Regions from separate parts of the Mus musculus genome. Here region 2 is linked to region 1. The links are chromatin loops, found by intact Hi-C in ENCODE. Cell type or tissue: left cerebral cortex. All regions are shown on one strand. Region 1 holds the start of Gm33047 (a long non-coding RNA gene). Region 2 has its middle 4.8 kb from the start of Gm32328.

The links. A loop is a pair of places that touch in the nucleus more often than their neighbours do. Peaks named below come from ENCODE experiments on the same cell type or tissue, not always from the same donor. Only the 100,000 strongest peaks of a DNase experiment are listed, where the experiment ranks them.
Region 2: it touches region 1 in a loop (4-fold over the local background); 2 of 42 quality-filtered maps call a loop at or near these places.

The regions. Positions count from the first base shown.
Region 1 is chr6:52,574,936-52,579,935 of GRCm38, reverse strand. The region is part of intron 4 of Hibadh (3-hydroxyisobutyrate dehydrogenase); the gene reads left to right. It overlaps Gm33047 (a long non-coding RNA gene), which reads left to right and starts at 123. Exons shown (of 2, transcript XR_377679.3): 1 at 123-5,000. In left cerebral cortex, a CTCF peak has its summit at 2,439 (motif pointing right); a DNase peak (open chromatin) is centred at 2,444.
Region 2 is chr6:51,168,748-51,173,747 of GRCm38, reverse strand. No RefSeq gene overlaps it. Among named protein-coding and RNA genes, the nearest start is that of Gm32328, 4.8 kb to the right of the region's middle. In left cerebral cortex, CTCF peaks have their summits at 2,809 and 3,117 (motif pointing right); DNase peaks (open chromatin) are centred at 1,267, 1,784, 2,642, 3,156 and 2 more places.

The DNA of each region.
Region 1 (5,000 bases):
AGTTACTATTAATAGTGGAGCTCCTGCTAGCTCATCATTTGTTCTGTTTATTATTATTATTATTTTTTTAGTTTGTGTGCACTCCATACTTGACACACACACAGAGATGGGAGGGAGTGCGGGGGGTGGTGGGGGAGAGGGGGAGAAAGCAAGCATGCACCTTTTGGCCAAACTTTACTTTTAAATACTTCAAGCCTATGTTTTCTGAAAAGAGGCTCCATGTAACTGCAAAACTGATCTTCCCAAGGCATTAGCTGGTTGTCTGGTGTTAGTGGGGAGACTTCAGACTTGCATTGCCTACTTGTTCCCACACGGAGCCGGGCTTTTGTGTTTTCTTTCGTCCTGTGTCTGACAGTAGTTAGTGCATTGCATTTGGTTTTAGTTTCTTCATTCGTCTTTAATCTAGAACAGTTCTGATGCTTCATCTGTTAAAAGAAACTTTTATGATAATAAAATCGAGAGTCTTATAGGTTGCTTTTTAATCTGGATTTATTTCTTTCCTTATTAGCCTCAGGCTACTAAGAACCTGCTTTATATTTTAAAAAAACGTTGCTGTTCAATTGTAGAAATTTTTGACTTTTTCTGCATTGTCTCAGAAGTTTTTCTTAAGAGTCTCAGTCTCTTCATTCAAGTACAGGGAAGCTGAAATTGAGTTAACTTTTTGCAGGTAAAGAAACCTATTGTGATAAGAAACTTTGTTTTTGCTTTGGATAAAAATCAGCTGCCCTGATTTATGCTGCACTCACCTTTCTGAAGCCCGATGGCGGGATTTGTGCTTTTCTGTGCCCAGCAGGATCTGGAAGTGGTGTTAAATGATTCCCTCTGAAGTGCCACTTTCAGATTTACATCCTCTCAGGAGCGGCCTCTGTAAAACAGAAACAGGCTGAACTGCAAGAGAACGAGCTCCAAGCGTGTATGGAGCAAACGAAACATGTCACACTAGCTTCTGTCTATAAAAGGAAGTGGGAAATAGATTGGTTTAGTCTGGTTATTTTTGAAACATATTTAAGAAGAATTTAATAATCAAATGATATCTTACTGTAATACAACCATACATGCTAAGGAAACAGATACTTTAATATGCTGAACTTAGAGAATGTGTACTTTCAAAAATGTTTCTTTTAGTTGTTAAAAAAAAAATCTCACTTAACTAATGTCACCAGTTCTTTTCAAACCCAATACACTCTGCTCCTTAGCTTCGAGGTGTTGTCTCAGTGTAACAACAGTCTTGCTGGCAGATCTTCATACTCAGGAACAGCAGATGTTTATAATCGTATTCTGCTGTGGGGAGGAAGGTAGTTTTGGTTTTGGGTTTTTTTTTTTTTAAGGTCATCAGTGTTTAGATTAATCAGGCTGACATTTCTTGCTGGTGGGTCATGAGCTGTTGATAATAGCACTACATGGTGATTCAGTTGTTCCATTGAATCATCAGGGAAACCCACTGGCACTCACCCCACGTGCTCTGCAGCAGGGGTGTGCAAGGAGAAGATGTGTGTCTCTTTTGTTTGCATCTTAGAGTTATTAGAGGCTGAGTCACATATTAAAGGATGCTCCAGCCTTGCCATTATTTTAGAGAACCATAATCAATAGCTTGACACTTTTTTTTATCATAGCCCAAGTCATCTCTTCATGTCGGTAGCCTTTCTGAAACCCTGTCTTAATGAATGAATGTACTTGGACTGCCAGGAAGAAAAGCCAGTCCATTCACAGATGTGTAAGTTGTAGTTTTACTTAAACTAGTGATGTGAGCATAAGAACCCTTGGAAGGTGGTTGTTCACTTTGAGAGGGACAGGAAGAAGGGGAGAGACGGAAAGCTTACATGTGTGATGCACATAGACTTCTTAAACAAGAAGAGGTCCTTGTATCAAAACCTCTTTAAGGAAAACTTAATAAGACATTAGCTGGATTTTTTTTTAAATGCTGGGGATTAAACCCAGGGTCAAGTGTTTGTTCCTTTGCTCTAACACTGAGCTGTGGCCTCAGTCTTCTGGATTGGCTAATCAGCTACTTGTAAGGTAAATAGCAGTTCAGAATGCAGTGAATCAGAAATTTCTGGTGTCTTTGAATTTTGAAGTGTGGTTTTAGCATGTTTGTGTGTGTGAACAGAGAATAAATAGTACTGTGACAGTTATATATTAATGTCGTTTTAGTTTTTGGTGAAAGAATTCAGTCGATTGTGATGTTTTAGTGACTATCTTCAGCACTCAGCCCAGATCTTAGGCAGGTGCTCAGTTATAATTTACTAAATAATGTGTGTCATTTGGGCAGAAGCCATAGGTTTGCGGAGGACTTTATATTGTCATAAAGAATGTATTGTAAGTAGGAAAGATTAGTATTCCCCTCTATAGGAAAAAGTAATTGCCTTATTTAGGGTAAGCGGGTTCTTCCTATCTTGCTCTTTTGAGAAGTCATACAGCATTAGAAAGTTATGGGCCACTAGAGGTCACTGTTTAGTAATCAACTGCTAATGAACCAGAACCGCCAGAGGAGCCAGTAAATTACGTGTGGGTTTTTCTAATTATGAATTCATATTTAATCATTCAATGACAAGGTAACTGGGAATGGTTCTGTGTACTTTCATATGTGGTTATGCTAATACACAGCTACATTTCTCAGATGTTGGTCCTCCATCATTAGAGTAGCAGACATCAAAGGCTTTGTTTTCTAATCTTAATTACCGATTGTAAAACATAATTAACTTTGTTAATACTTCCACACCTTACATGGGCCAAACACTCTTTTAAAAATAAAGTTTAAGTGCAAATATGCATTGTGTTTGTGTGAGTGATGTAATGGTTCCTTCCTCTCCTGTGTCTTCGCGCTTCACTCTTCCCTTGCCCGGCTCTCTTCTTTCTTCTCTCTCACCTGGTTTCCTTTCTCCCTCCTTTGAATTCCTTTTCCACTTAAATGTACATGTGTTAGTTGGTGACTGTTTTCCCAAGCGATCAGCCTTGATGGAATGCCTAGGAGAATGACTTCCACTGTGTCTGTTAAAGGAATCTCAGGGCAGGCAACTTAGGTTGAGCCAACCAGCAGGATAGGTGTGCTTGTCGGTAAGCATGGAGCTGTGCTTGTCGCTGAGAGCAAATGGCTCTCTGAGGCCTGTGCAGCCAGGAGTCTATGCAGGAAAAGGCAGATTTTCTATCCCCTCTTCCATGATATTATATTTCTTGAGACAAGATCTCCTGTAGCTGACCTCTTAAGCCATTTTGTAGTAGAGAATGACCTTGAACTTGTGATCTTGTTTCCACTTCCCAAGTGCTTCATGAGCCACCAAACATATTTTCTTTTTTAGTGCATTCCTGAAGAGTGAGCCCAGGCCTTCCTGTATGCTAGAAAAAGTAACCAGTTTATGTCTCCTGGAATTTCCTTCTCTGCCCGAGTCAGCAAGCACACGGCAACACAGCATCATTTTTGATGGTCACATTAGTCTGATATTTTTAGGCAAGCTTTTACTTTTATAACCCAGTGTGACATTTCACTTACTTTAATTTTGAACATCTAAACTTTTTTATGACAATTCATTTTCTTTGCCTTCAGGCTTATTTTGTAGTGTGCTAACTCTTGTCTGGATTACAAACTCAACTTGAACCAAAATTGGGACTTAATTTTTTTCGAGTAATCTAAAAGCCCAAAAGTGTGTTGTGTGTGTACAGAAAATATCTGGTAAATACTTGGTTTGTAGAAAGTAAATATTTTTACATGAGATTTTAAAAACAGACACAAGCAGAGCATGAACTTGAAGTGATCTTACAATTCTTAGCATATCATTTTTTTCTTTTTTGATCCATAGAAAGTCATCATTAAATTGATTGACTGCTGTGTCTAGTTGGGTGAAATTTCTTGATTTCGTTTGAAGTAGCAACCATAAAAGAAGCATTCATTTGTGAAGGTTTAGATTGATGTTGGTCCTAATGGTAAAGATGAAGCTTGTTTTATTATCAAAAAGGAAAAAATATCCTAGTGTAAGAGTAAGGGAAGCCAGGCTTTTGTTTGACACCAAAGAGCCCATCCTGTTCCTTCACAAAGCTCAGTGCTGCTGTTAGCAGTGTGGTAGGCCAAGTCAAAAATTAATAGTGTTCAACAACAACAAACAAACATCAAATAAAGATAATTTTTATCATCTTTAGTAGCATATATTAGTTGTACCTAATAGTTTTAATGACTTAAAATAAAAACTGGTATGCAATGTAGTATATACCTTCAGGAGTCAGAGACAAGTGGATTTCCAAGTTGGAGGCCAGGCTGTTTTTCATAGAGCATTCCAGGCCAGCTAGGGCTCCACAGTGAGACCGTGTCTCAAAACAAAACAGATAAAAACTATTTAATGTTGCCTGTCATTGTGTGTGCACATGATATTTATAGTCGATGAATCATGTGTCATGGCATGCACATGAAGGTAGAGGATAACTCTATTCTCCTGCCTCCATCTGGGTTTTAAGCTCAGGTTGTCAGCTGTGCACAGCAAGTGTATTTAACTGATGACCAGTCTCACTGATCCCCAAATACATTTTTTAGAGACTTTATTAGCATATACTAGTTGTACCTAATAATGTTAATGACTTAAACTAATTTTATTATGTGTTTATCTTGTGTAAGTGTGTACATTCGTGAGTGTGTGCCACAGCATGTGTGCAGATGTCAGATAGACAACTTATAGGAGCCATTCCCACCTGCCCTGTGGGTCTAACTCAGGTCTTCAGGCTTGCTCAGCTGAGCTAGCTTGCTTACACAATTATGATATTTTTGTGCATATATATAATGTGTTTTGATCACATTTACCCCCATTACCCCATTACTGTCTGGTTCCCTCTACCATTCTATTGACTTCATTTTCCCAACGAGTTGATCTTTTTGTTTCTGTGTGTGTTTATGCATGCACATTTACATGTAAACACACTCTAATGTGTATTGGTAACATGATGAATTCAATTAGGATTGCTTACAAGAACATGGGTGGGGGATTATACACAGGAATTAAGTAAGCTTACCTAGATAT
Region 2 (5,000 bases), 1.4 Mb after region 1:
GTGGAGAGGCAGGGGGTGTGGTCCGGCTGAGAGTAAAACAGAAACTCGGTTTGTTTGGGGTTCTGAAACCATCCATGTTTTATTGCATCCGCCTCAGAGTCAACTAAGACTTAATGAGCATCCAGGCGGGAAAAGCACAAGGAGATTTGCTCGGTGCTCGGGAGGGGACCTGAGTGAGGGGAGTCTGTTTACTTTCTCTTGCAACTAGAGGTTGCAACATCTTCCCCAAATGGCTCCTTCTAGTGCCGGGGGTATAGACAGGCAAGTCAAAAGGCATCAGGTTTCAGCTCTCTGAGTAATCCAAGATCATTCAGCCAAGAAGACCTTCGAAGTTGGCCCTGTCTACAGCTTGTAATGAAAAGGGTAATCTGTCGTGTAATGAAAAACAGTACCCACAAAACAAACCAGTCTCCGACGGCCTTCCACCTCGCACCACTCTACCCTAAAACCCGCCAGTGACAAATATTACTATCCAGTTCCACCCCCAAAAGAGGAAGCAGTAGATCTTCCTCTTAATAACTTCCCAAAGTGTTACAAATAATAAAAGGGGCGCATAAATCATCGCCCAAGCGACTCAATGCGGACCACGAAGGATTTACTTCTCTTGAGCCTTAGCTTCCAATCGCTCTCTCATTGGTTTATTTCTCGAAGTCCGCCCCCAGATCCATGCTCTTATTGGTCAATATGGCAGGGTGACGAGTAGAAAGGGCGTGGGGTTGGTGGGAGGCTGGATTTTTCCAGTGCGCAAGCGTTCTAGGGTGTGCGGGTGTGATTGACAGCCAGGGGGAAACAAGTGCGCGTGCGTGGATGAGTGAGCCAGTCAGAGACACACAGAGACAGAGACACACAGAGACAGAGACACATAGAAAAAAGAAAGAGGGAGAGGGATGGAGAGAGAAAGAGAGAGAGAGAGAGAGAGAGAGAGAAAGGAAGGGGGGGAGAGAAAGAAAGAAATGAGGTGTAAGGAGAAGGAAGAGAGCTAAGGTGAAAGAGACCTATGGCGAGGTGGTGGGTGCTGACACTGGTGGGGTGCAGTCCTAGCTGCAGGCATTTCCCGCTGAGTCAGATTGTTGTGCCCGGTCCTCCACAGATCCTCTAGGAGGGCCTGGAAGGGATTCACTGAGGACGGTCTTCACCAGGCTAACTGTTGGTAGGGAGTAAAGAGAAATAGGAGGCTTGCTTTCCTCTAGGAATCCACTTAAAATCGCCAGAAGTTTATTTTTATAGCCGTGTTATTCGTGCATTTCCGGAAAAGCACACAATTCAAGCCCTCAATGTCCCAGGTATCGTAGTCCTAGGCACTCCACTAATAGCCAGCATCACTCCAGCCCTGTGTGGCTTCTCACAAACACATCTGCCACAGCTCTCTAAGCGGCTTGTAATCGAAGAGGCCCGAGAAAAAGACACACTGTAAGAGTGCTTGGGTGGAAGGAAAAAAAATAAATAAAGAGGAAAAAAATACGTAAAGGAAGAAAATTAGAAAAGTGCAGCCACTAAAGAATAGTGACAGAAAAAAAACCAAACAAACAAATAAACAAACAAAACTACCCGCCCCATCCCCAAACATACGTACAAACAAAAAGACAAAACCGCGGAAGGACAAGTCCGCTCACTACTGAGTGGAAAATTTGGAAATCATTCCAGGACCGGCTTTATACAGAAGGATCAAACCCGGTTTGTGTAGATGCCTGTTAACGCCTGCTACAAAATTCTTGAGAGGCGAGGGCCGGTGTCTGCAGCTGCAGCCGCTGGGCCGCTGCCCGCTTGCATCCAAATTCCAGCGTCTGGAAGCGAGAGGCCCGGATTGTTTCCTCACTCCGGCCGGCCGCGGATTCCTTCCTGCACGTATTTTAGGGCAATAATAAACGCCTTGTGAAGCTGGGCATGTTTTAAATTACAATATTCCTGGAAGATCTAGTCGAGAATCTAAGTGTTTGGCTTTACGAATTTCTAAATTTAAAACTGTCCATGACTTCTTCACAGGCCCTACAGATTTTTTTTCCGTTAAAAAAAAAGTGTTTATGTGAGGAGAAATGTGCAAACAAAAGCATTCCAGTCTGTGAATGCACGGTAAATAAATACGGAGGAGAGGATGATCTAAGCGTGTCATTATTGATAAAGTAAAAAATGTTGTTTTAGATTCTCTTTTCTGTGTTTTTTCTTACGAAGCCAAGCTTTTAGCTTGCCTATGTACTGAAAGCAGTATTTTGTAAATACATTTATTTATAAATGTCATATTCATTTTTAATTTGACAATGATCATTTGTAACAAAAAATTGTTAGCTTAATTTTAGGAGTTTTATTATTCGTTTGACTACTTATTGATATTTTAAGCAGCAAACCTAAAATTAATAACCAAGGCTTTGATAGCTGCTTATTTTTGTTTCATTGAAAGTCCTTATTTTATTAGGTAGATATATAGCTGAATTAATTTTTGAAACGATGAGTAAAAACGATATTTTTCTTTCGCTTTGCTAGAGCAAAAGTATATTTTCATTCTTCTCCGTCCGACTCCTGCTCTTCTAGCAGCCACAGCAAACTGACAGGCTCCAGCCTGTTGGAGGACTAGTATGCAAATTTCGGATGATTGACACCTCTAGTGGAAACCAATCACGCTACAATAGGCTGCTGATTGGCTAACTATGGTCTGACGTATAATTGACGTTTTTAAAACATATTATCCAATCACAACAAGTCATGCAAATAAGTGAAGGAATCATATTACCAGAGATCAGAGGAAACTTGAGTACGCCCCCACGTGTTCAGTAGCCGGTACTGCAGAAACTACTGCCAAACTGTACGAAATACTCAATTCTACTGCTCGCTTTAGCCTTTCTTAAACTTTTTTGTCACTGAATATAAATGATCATTAAAAATTCCCCAAGAGGTATGATGGTTCATTTAAAAATATCTATGTGGCTACAGACTTTCAGAATCTATCCCCGTTTTTTTGTTTTTGTTTTTTGTTTTTGCTAATATTTTTATCCTCAAATCTAATCTTCTGTAACGAAGATCGTCCTTCTTCGTCTCAAGAGGACGAAGTTTACACAGCCGTTTGGTGAAGAAATCCCTGTAGGTTCAGACCTACAGGTCAGTGGAATTTGGTGGCTGTCGTGAAGTTCCACGTGTTACCGCCAGATGGCATAAGGCTCATCTTTTCTTTGCCTCTCAGCACTCTCCCCAAATTCTGCAAGTAATTTAGAAAAATTAATAACCAAACAGTTTTATATTTTATAACCGAGTGAAGTGGGACACCCTTGTACTATTAGAAAGCTACATATTACGAAAATCAGTTTGTTGGTTGTTGCTTTAATGGGAAGCTTCCTCTTGAGACTTTTGCCCAGTCAAGTTTTAGAGTAAACTACACATTCAGTGTTTGCAAAAACTTTTCCTTAAAGGGAACTGGGCGGCCATAAGGGATCGAGGCGGCCGCGCTTCGGGAGTGTCATTTTCGGTTTTTTAGGAATTAAAGTGAAATTAAAGTTGGAGGGGAAAGCTTAATTTTCCAACGACCACTCTTCCTTTCCCCAGATGCCTGCCTGGTCGCAGCCCGGGAGCCGAAGGTTGCGTTGCTGCTTTCGGACACATTTGCAGTTAACACACCCGGCTCTTTCAGCGATTCGTGTTGGGACCTCGGTCACAGGAAGGACTTTCTGTGCTTTAGTATCGTTTCTAGGGCAGCGCTTTTGTTTTGCCAACTCCAGCGGAAGACACGAGGATGAAACCCCGGGAAAGCTTTATCTCTGGCACCTCCAGTGTATATGTTTTTCTCTTTGGACTTATCAGGAAGAGAGGTGTTCGTGCGACCACAACCCCAAGGCCAGACTAAGAGCTAATGGTATTTTCAGAGGGGAGAAGGGAAGAAAGAAAAGAAAATCAAGTTGACAGGCGAGCTCTGCAGTTTCCACGAACATATTACGGGTTGACCACGCGGCCTCTTCACCCACCCACAAAAACCCCTGTACTCCGCTTTGGATCACTATACCTAATAGTCATGAAATTTAAAATCGTACCCAGTCTTCAAAAAATAACTCTGAAAAAGGCATATTTATTACTTTAAAAAAAATCACTCAGAATCCAGCCACGAGGCCCTCGTCCTACAAAATAGCGATTCATAGGCTTGTTACTTTGGGTTTCCCGTCTGCTGAATTTTATTTAGAAGCCAGTGATTAGAGTGGTTTCTCTAGTCCTCTCTCCTGCGGCCCCCTAACTGAGTTTACTTTACACCCTATCTCTGGATCCCGAACCTGCGTTACTTCAGCTCTGGTGCCTAAGAGTCAACTTCACAAACTGCAGGGGACAGACAGGAGGGCCTAACACTATCTTTGAGTTAGAATTACTTCTCCAGAAGTCCCAATCTTAAGTTTCTTATTTTTTACTGCCTATAAACTTATTGGCCTTTTATCTTCCGAAACAAAACACACTTAGAAACTTAAGTAAGAATTTTTGGGTACGCATAGTTCCCTTTTATGGGGTGGATGGAATTGAGTTTTTTTCAGTGCTTTAAGGAAAAAAAAAAAGCGTCTTTAAACAAACGGAGAAGGGTCCTGGAGGAGGACTATGGGGCCAGCTGCCCTTCCTAACTTCTCAGTCTGAGACTTTGGCATCTTCCGGGCAAGCGTGGGTTCAGGGCTTGCGGGGCAGATTGGCTGGCAGTTCCGTAAACCCAGGCTGGATGGAAGGCCGCAGTGCCCCCGGGCCCCAGAGCGGGTTTCATTTCTGCAGGGACCTCACCGGCGTCCCGCCGGGCGCTGTAAATCAGCCTTTCCTTGCTAGGAGCGCGGGGATGAGCACCGGCTCTCACCCTACGCCGCCTCCGGGGTCCATCAATCAAGCTCTCCCGCCCCAGCCTGAGTGCCGCCCGGGGCGCCTGCTTTGTGTCAGCCTGCAGCGGGCCTGGGTGGGGCGCCCCAGGGTTCGCAAGGGTCTGGAACACCCCTCAGTTTTTCCCACCCCGGGACGTGGTGACTGGAACCGTGATCTCTAATCTACAGAGCGAG